Regions from separate parts of the Mus musculus genome. Here region 1 is linked to region 2. Evidence: chromatin loops called from intact Hi-C (ENCODE). Cell type or tissue: heart. All regions are shown on one strand.

Region 1 (4,000 bases), 110 kb before region 2:
CAAAACCAAAACAAAACAAAACAAAACAAAACAAAAACAAAAACCATTCTCTCATATATTCCACCTGGACCACAGTTTCACCTCCCCCCTTCTTCCTCCCCTCTCCCTCACATCCAACCCACTTCATCTCTCCTCAGAAAAGATCACGCCTTCCAGGGGCATCAAGCAAAATGGCATAATAGGCTACAGTGAGACCGGGTACATACCATCACATCAAGGCTGGACAAGGCTAACCCATTAGGAGGAAAAGGGCCCACAAATAGGGAAAAGAGTCAGGGGCAGCTCCCGTTCTCTCTGTTGGGATTCCCACCAGAACAGCAAGCTGCTCATCTATAACATACATGCAGAGGATCTACACCAGACCTCTACAGTCTCCCTGATCTCTGTGATCTCCCATGAGTCCCCATCTGTTGATTCTGTGGGATTGTATTCTCACGGTGTCCCTGACCCTTCTGATTCCTCAGATCCTTCCTCCTCCTCTGCAGGGCTCCCCAAACCCTAATGCTTGGCTGTGGGACTCTGTATCTTCTCCCATCAATTGCTGGATGAAGTCTCTCTAGTCTCTTTGAGGATGCTTCTCCTAGGCTCCGTTCTCAGCACTCTCTGCAGGGAGGACAGACTATTGGTAGGAGGTTTTGTGGATGGGTTGGTGTCCTGATCCCTTCACTTGAGGCCTTGCCTGGTTACAGAAGATGGCTGGTTCAGGCTACATGTTGGCCATTACTAGGGGTCTGTGCTAAGGTTACCTTTGTAGATTCCATGGAGTTTCCATTGCACTAGGTTTTCACCTTAGCCCTGAAATGCACCCCCTCAACTCCAGGCGTTTCTCTCTGTATTTTCTCCCCCACTGCATCAATTCACCCTCAAAAATCTATTCTATTTTTCCTTCCCAGGAAGATGCTTGTGTCCTTTTGTATGCTATCTCTGTTAATTAACCTCTCTGGGTCTGTGGATTATAGCATGATAGTCTTTTACTTTACAGCTGATACCCACTTACAGGTGAGTCCATACTGCGTTTGTCTTTCTAGGTCTGGGTTACCTCACTAAGGATGATTTTGCCTGCAAATTTTGTGATGTCGTTGTTTTTAACAGCTGAGTTAATATTTCATTGTGCAAAGGTACCACATTTTCTTTATCCATTCTTTGGTTTGAGGGACATCTAGGTGGTTTCCAGTTTCTAGCTATTATAAATAAAGCTGCTATCAACATAGTTGAGCAAGTGTCCTGGTGGAAATTAGTAGATATTGGTCTTTGGCAAAATGCATAGATATTCACAGATGTGAAAATGAACATACAGCCTCTGTAATCACTCATAGGTTTTCAGAGGCCGTGAGTCACAGGTTCAGAATCCTTCCTCTGTATAGTGGTGCAGAGGCATAGCTAACTCTCACTAGTCCTGTGTTTTCTGGAGCCCAGGAGCATGGAAGATAGCCAATACGTTGTTCAGTTAGTTCATGGGGGTTAAGATGAGCTCCCTTTTGGAGGTAGAGGGATCTCTCCATCAGAATAGACTCAGTGCATTTCCCTTTGTGCTTGTTTGGACATACAGTTCACTGATGTTGCATTAAGCAAAGATAAATATTAATCCTGAAGGAATTGTGCCCTGGTCTAAAGTCTCCTAGCAATACCTTTTATGTGTCTCAGATTGTCTTTGAACTGCTGATCCTTCTGCCTTTACCTCCTGAGTCCTGGGTTTCTAGGATTGTGCTATCACATCTAGTTTGTAGGGTGCTGGGAATTGAATCCAGAGCCTCATGCATGGGAGGCAAGTACTGTACTGAGCTATACAATAGCTCTCTAGCAATGACTTTATCTTGCTTGTTTAGTGTAGGAGGCTACCATATTCCTTGTGTTCTCAGTCTTGGCTCTACGGTTTTTTATGTTCCTGTTCTTTACGTGGACATGTGATTAATTGCAGCAGACAGCTCAGAACCAGAATGGAAAAAATGTGGATTTAAGAGGTGTGCTGGCCAGTTTTCTGTCAACTCAGCACAAGCTAGATTCATTTGGGACGAGAGACCCTGAGCTGAGAAAATGCCACATAAGATTGGCATGCAGACAAGTCTGTAGTGCATTTTCTTAATTAGTGATGTGGGGGATTGGGTAGTTCCAGCCCTGGGCTGGTAGTCCTGGGTCCTATAGGGAATTAGATTGAGCAAGCCAGTAAGCAGCACTTCTCCTTGGCTTCTGCTCCTGCCTCGAGGTTCCTTTTTCCCTGTTTTGAGTTCTCAGTGATGGTCTGAAATGTGGAACTGTAAGCTGCAAGAAACATTTTGCTCCCAAGTTGCTTTTGGTCATGGTGTTTTGTTTTGTTTTGTTTTGTTTTTTAAAGGAACAGAAACTCTAAGACTGAAATTGGTACCAGGTTATGTGATATTGCTGTTTTGCAGTGACAAATCTGACCATATTTTTGGGAGGGTTGTAGAAGGACTTGGAACTTTGGGCTGGAAAAGCTACCGTGTGCTCAGAGATCAATCAGTGGGAGGCTTCATGGAGGAAGTTAGACAAGGCTGCTGAGAACAGTTCAGATAATGGAGAGAGCCAGCTTGTGATGTCTCAGAGTCCCTCAAAGACTCTATTAGGGACATTTGATATTTCAATATCAAGTCTAGCGTCTGGTCAGCAAGCTGAGCAAACAATGGGGAACAAGCCAGTAAGCATCATTCCTCCATGGTCTGTAGTTCTGTTCCTGCCTCCAGATTCCTGTCTTGAGTTCCTTCCCTGACTTCCTGTGACCTGTGGCCTGAGCTGTAAGCTGGAACAAACCCTTTCTTCCCCAAGTTGCATTTGGTCATGGTGTATTATCACAGTAATAGAAACCAATTAAGACAAGAGGGGCCAGTTTCTCTTCTCTTAATGCCTCTGCCTGGAAAGGCTCCTCATTTTAGTTGATAAGGTTCTTAGGCAGTAACTTGCATCAGAGGACGACTCACTTGGAGAACTTGGAGTCCCCATGAGCACTGGTAATTTGTAAAACGGGTTGGAAGGGCTTGTGAAATCAGGCTGTTTTCCTGTATGAGGTCATCACTTCTTAACTGCTTCTCACCTGTGTGAAAACCACACCTCAGGGCTCCAGGAAGCTGACTGTGCCTGGTTCAAAGAGATTCTGTTCTCTGGTATGTGTCAGTCATTTCTCAGTGTTCTCTGTGATTGCATCTCAGGCTCATCAATGAAGGAGGTTGTTAAGATCTGCTTGCTTTGGACCAATTTCCTAATCAATGCAGGCAAGGGCGAGGGTAGCTTGCACAGGCCTGTGCTGATGTTGCTGTTTGCTGGAGTTGGCCCCTTAGACCCACCATCGCTTAGCCTGGAGATCTGCTTCTTTGCAAATGTGGTCCCAGGATGAGGAACATAGGCACCGCCTTGCTACTTGTTAGAACCGTAGATTCTCTTTCTTGTCCTTGCACACAAAATCAACCTACCTGTTAACAAGAACTCATAATAAGAGATTCATATGTGTGTTGATGTCTGAGACTTATTAGTTTCCCCATAGGACTGTCAGGTGAGCGTACAGAACAGCTTTGCTGAATGAAGTCCGGTGGTTTTCACATTTCAGAGGTGATGGGAAAACATCTGGCTGATCGACATCTTTCATGTGTAAATTGGCATAGAATGAAAGATAACCCAATAGATGTCTGTTAGCTTCTCTTTTTAAAGCTTCATAACTAAAACATATAGAATCTCTTTTCTCATAAGAGGTTATCTTTAAAGATGTGTTATAACTTTTATTTATGTGTATGCATGTGGCTGCATGAGTTTATGTGCACCAGGTACAGTAGGTGCCAATGGAGACCAGAGGGTGTTGGGGTCTTTGGAATTGAAATTACAGTGGGTCACCTGATAACCTAGGGCCTCTGTAAGAACATTCAATGCATGGGTTCTTAGTAGACATAGGAGGCTGATGGGAAAAAATTTTTTTTTGTTAAGTTCTTGGCCAGACTGGCCTACAGAGAGCACTGGGGATTTGTGAAACAGGTCAGCTGTGCAGTGAGACCCCATC
Region 2 (4,000 bases):
GGCTGTGCTAGAAATGGGTACTGTACATCTTTGTAGGCATTGTAGACTTTTTATTTTGTCTTCAGTATTTAAAAATATAGAATTTATTTTCTAAAGTTAAAATCATGTTACTTCTACTAATTGCAAACTATAGCTATGTCCAAATACAGAAACATTTCCTGATTGTATCTAGGGAACTCTGTTGCTTTAATTTTATGTAAGTTTACTTTGAATACTGATTACCAAACATAGCATTAAGATTTGTTGTCTCCAAGAGACATTATTATCTCTCAGGGATGACCCTGCAAGCTAAAAAGATACTTGAAAGTAAAAAAGATTAAGGTTTCTGTTTTCTATTCTGTCTTAAATAAGGGTGGAACCAGTTATTTTTAATATTTTTTCTTCTGAATTCTTTTCTTGACCTAGCTAAGCTATGATGATAGGAAACAAATCTTTTTTTTTTTTTTTTTCGAGACAGGGTTTCTCTGTGTAGCCCTGGCTGTCTTGGAACTCACTTTGTAGAGCAGGCTGGCCTCAAACTCAGAAATCTGCCTACCTCTGCCTCCCAAGTGCTAGGATTAAAGGCATGTACCACCACGCCTGGAGAGGAAACAAATCTTAAAAGTACATGAAAAACCTGAAGAAAACACGAGAGATGTGAAAACAAGCAAAAACAAACAAACAAACAAACAACAACAACAACAAAAACCAAAAACCAAACCAAACCAAAGCCAAAACTAGATCCAGGTCATAGCAAATGCATTATACTCTCAATTCTTAGGGGCTTGAAATACAAATCTTTTAGAGGAATTATTTCTCTTAGAAATCTATTGTCTACATGTGTGCAGAAGTGTTTCATTTTAGTCCTGTGAGAGGAATGGCCCCTCCGCCATTGTTGGGGTTTGTGATTTGGGTTGTTAAAGTAAATTTCACACTTTGGAGATGAAACAGTCCCCGTGGTCAGGCCTCTGTAAAGAGCCAGCCACGGGTTAGGAACATGTGTTATCTTATTAGGTGACAGTTAAGGAGATCAGGCTGTTGAAGAATCCTTAGAGCTGGCAAGCTGTAAGTTAACATTCTTTTAACTGCTAAAGCCTCACATTTTATTGGCTTTGAAACCACAGTCACACGGGCAATATTTGCTTCCCCCTCCCCCCAAGATGTATTGGTTATGCAGGATATATTAATTATCCTGATAACAATCAGATAATTTCTTCATTGATTAGCTTCATTGGATTCAGGTTATACATCTATATTTGAGTGTATAAGTGCTGATATGTATAAAATTTTCGCAGCGTTATTTGGCCTTTTATAATTTGCCTTTGAAACTAATAGTTGCATTGGACCTGATGGTTACATTTGATTGGTTTGAAATAGTGTGTAGTTGTGGCTGGTTAGTCTGAGGTAGGACTGGGGAGAGGGATCTTGGACATTGTCGTGCCTTTGTATAGGGCACATGCATTTACACAGCGTATTTATTTCTCTCCCTTCCGGTTTAGGTGCCATGCAAGGAGTAAGCTTCTAGCCAATAGGAGAGTTCTTCCCATAGGAGGTGAGGCTACCTGAGAAGAAACAGTTAGAGTCTCTAAGTGCAGCTGAATATTTTCTACTTAGGCATATGTGTAACCAGTCACTGGGATGGAAGAGATACCTATGGAATCTGGGCACAGCCTGCTTAACCCTCCTGTGTGAAGAACTGCTAGTTGCTTAGTGTTCTTGGACAAGTTTTCTAAACTCTTAGAGAAATAGCAGAACCTTCTTTGTGGTAGAAGGAATTGGGATTAAAGAGATAGGCAAGTGGGCAGCCATGAAAAAAATAACTCCTGGCTGTGAACACAGAATGGAAAGGGGGATGGTACACTAAATAGGAAATGCCTTTCTAGTCTGGAGAGATGGTTTAGTGGTTAAGAGCATTGGCTGTTCTTCCAGAGGTCCTGAGTTCAATTCCCAGCAACCACATGGTGGCTCACAACCATATGCAATGGGGTCTGATGCCCTCTTCTGGTGTGTCTGAAGACAGCTACAGTGTACTCACATACATAAAACAAATAAATCTTAAAAAAAAAAAAAAAAAAAAAGGGGAAATGCCCCTTGGGATAAACCTTTTTCACTCCCAGACTGGGGCTCCAGCATGATTGGCAGTTTTGTCTTCATGTCCGTTCGATGTCACTGAGTCTGCATTTCAGGGAGGAGCCATCGTTGGCTGGTGTGTCCATCAAAGAAACTGTTAGCTCGGCCAGCCTTATCACATATCAGAGGGAAGAAAGGCCAAAATAAGTAGAGCTGATGCTCTACAGCCTCAAGGATGGTAGGGGTGAGAAACAGATGTGGATAATTAAAAGAGAATTAGGAACATAGAGGTGACTTCCCTGACTTCCTTCAGTGATGAACAGTGCTGTGGAAGTGTAAGCTGAATAAATCCTTCCCTCCCCAAACTGCTTTTGATCATGGTGTTTCATCACATCAATAGTCATCCTAGTAAGACAAGGTATATATAGTATTTTACTCAAATCTCAGTACACTGTGTTCAGGCAGGGAGTGAAGATTTGAATTTCCTGCCACAGTTTATGATATGCCTGAATATAAACTTTCCCGGAAGTCTTTGGCCTGGGAACTGACCTTTTTGGTGTTGTATGTGAGCCAAGCATCTAACAGCTTTGCTGCATGTGTATCCTGTGAGCCCTTTTTTCAGTGGTGAGCCATGGTTTGAAGTTGGGAACCGTCTATATAGCTTTGTCCTCCATATTGGCTGGCAGTCCATTTCCAGGAAACAGTTCATAGGGATGAAAGGCATGTTAACCAACATGAAAATACTTAGACTCCAGGAAAGTTGTTTATAGACTAGTGTGTGAACAGGATGCCTGATTGAAAAAAGGACAAATATAGCTGGGTGGGGACCGAAAAGCAGATCTGCTGGGTAGCCGGCCAAGTAACATCTGGCCGTATCACAAACAGAGAGCGGCCGTCTTCAGAGCTGTGTTGTTTTTGTTCCGCTCATCAGGATGGTTTTCTCAGCACGGCTGGGCTGCTGTTAAGGAGGCTGGTAAAGCTGCTCCATTGCCAGTTTTACCCCCTTCAACCCCTGGCCAGCTTCACCCTCCTGCTGGTGCTGTTGGTGGAGGCTAAGGGAGTTTGCTCTTATGGGTACCTTCCTGGGATGCTCTCTGGCATGGCTGAGAATCACTGGCTTGCTTAATGTTCTCTGCCCCACTCTATTGTTATGTGGAGAGAAGCCAAATGAAAATGAACATCTGGCAGAGGAAACTTCCTGGTTTCAGGAAGGAGTTTGCTAGGGTTATGGTTGTCCTTTTCATCCTAATATGAACTGCTCTGTGAAGTGTTGCTGCACAGTTAGTTATTCCAGGGTCAGGGAGCCATGGTGGGGGGGTTGGAGGGGTGGGGTGGGGTATTAGGATCGCAGCCTGGGTCAGGTAAACACTGTCAGCGGGATCTGTGGCTTTTTGATGCTCTTCCTTCCTGGCTCGGTTTCCTGAGAGGACATTGGGTGTGAATTGGCTGGGAGCACTTGTTCTCTTTACCAGCCGGAGTTATTAGTTAGGTTGGCCATGAGAAGGCTCAGTCTCCTAAATTCACACCCACGATTTTACCTTAGTAACTTGGTTTCCTTGAAGTTAAGTCAGTATTGTGTGCTGTGCCTCTATTTTCTTGTTAAAATGGTTTTAAATTGAATATGGATAGATACAGAACTGCATAGATTCCTTTTATTTTTTTCTTTTTAAAAGATTTTTAATTATTATATGTAAGTACACTGTAGCTGTCTTCAGACACAGCAGAAGAGGGTGTCAGATCTCATTATGGATGGTTGTGAGCCATCATGTGGTTGCTGGGATTTGAACTCAGGACCTTCAGGAGAGCAGTCAGTGCGCTTAACCACAGAGCCGCCTCTCCAGCACCCTAGATTTCTTTTCTAATCCCAGCACCTATGAGGCTGAGCAGCAAGAAGCTTCTGTTGGAAGCTTTGAGGCCAACCTGGGATACGTAGTGGAGCCCTATCTAAACC

The links. A loop is a pair of places that touch in the nucleus more often than their neighbours do. Peaks named below come from ENCODE experiments on the same cell type or tissue, not always from the same donor. Only the 100,000 strongest peaks of a DNase experiment are listed, where the experiment ranks them.
Region 1: it touches region 2 in a loop (1.8-fold over the local background); 1 of 42 quality-filtered maps calls a loop at or near these places.

The regions. Positions count from the first base shown.
Region 1 is chr2:52,882,234-52,886,233 of GRCm38, forward strand. All of the region lies in intron 1 of Fmnl2 (formin-like 2), which reads left to right. Among named protein-coding and RNA genes, the nearest start is that of Fmnl2, 26 kb to the left of the region's middle. In heart, no CTCF peak of the experiment used is centred here; a DNase peak (open chromatin) is centred at 2,178.
Region 2 is chr2:52,988,531-52,992,530 of GRCm38, forward strand. The region is part of intron 1 of Fmnl2 (formin-like 2); the gene reads left to right. Among named protein-coding and RNA genes, the nearest start is that of Gm52511, 18 kb to the right of the region's middle. In heart, a CTCF peak has its summit at 1,981 (motif pointing left); DNase peaks (open chromatin) are centred at 2,941 and 3,451.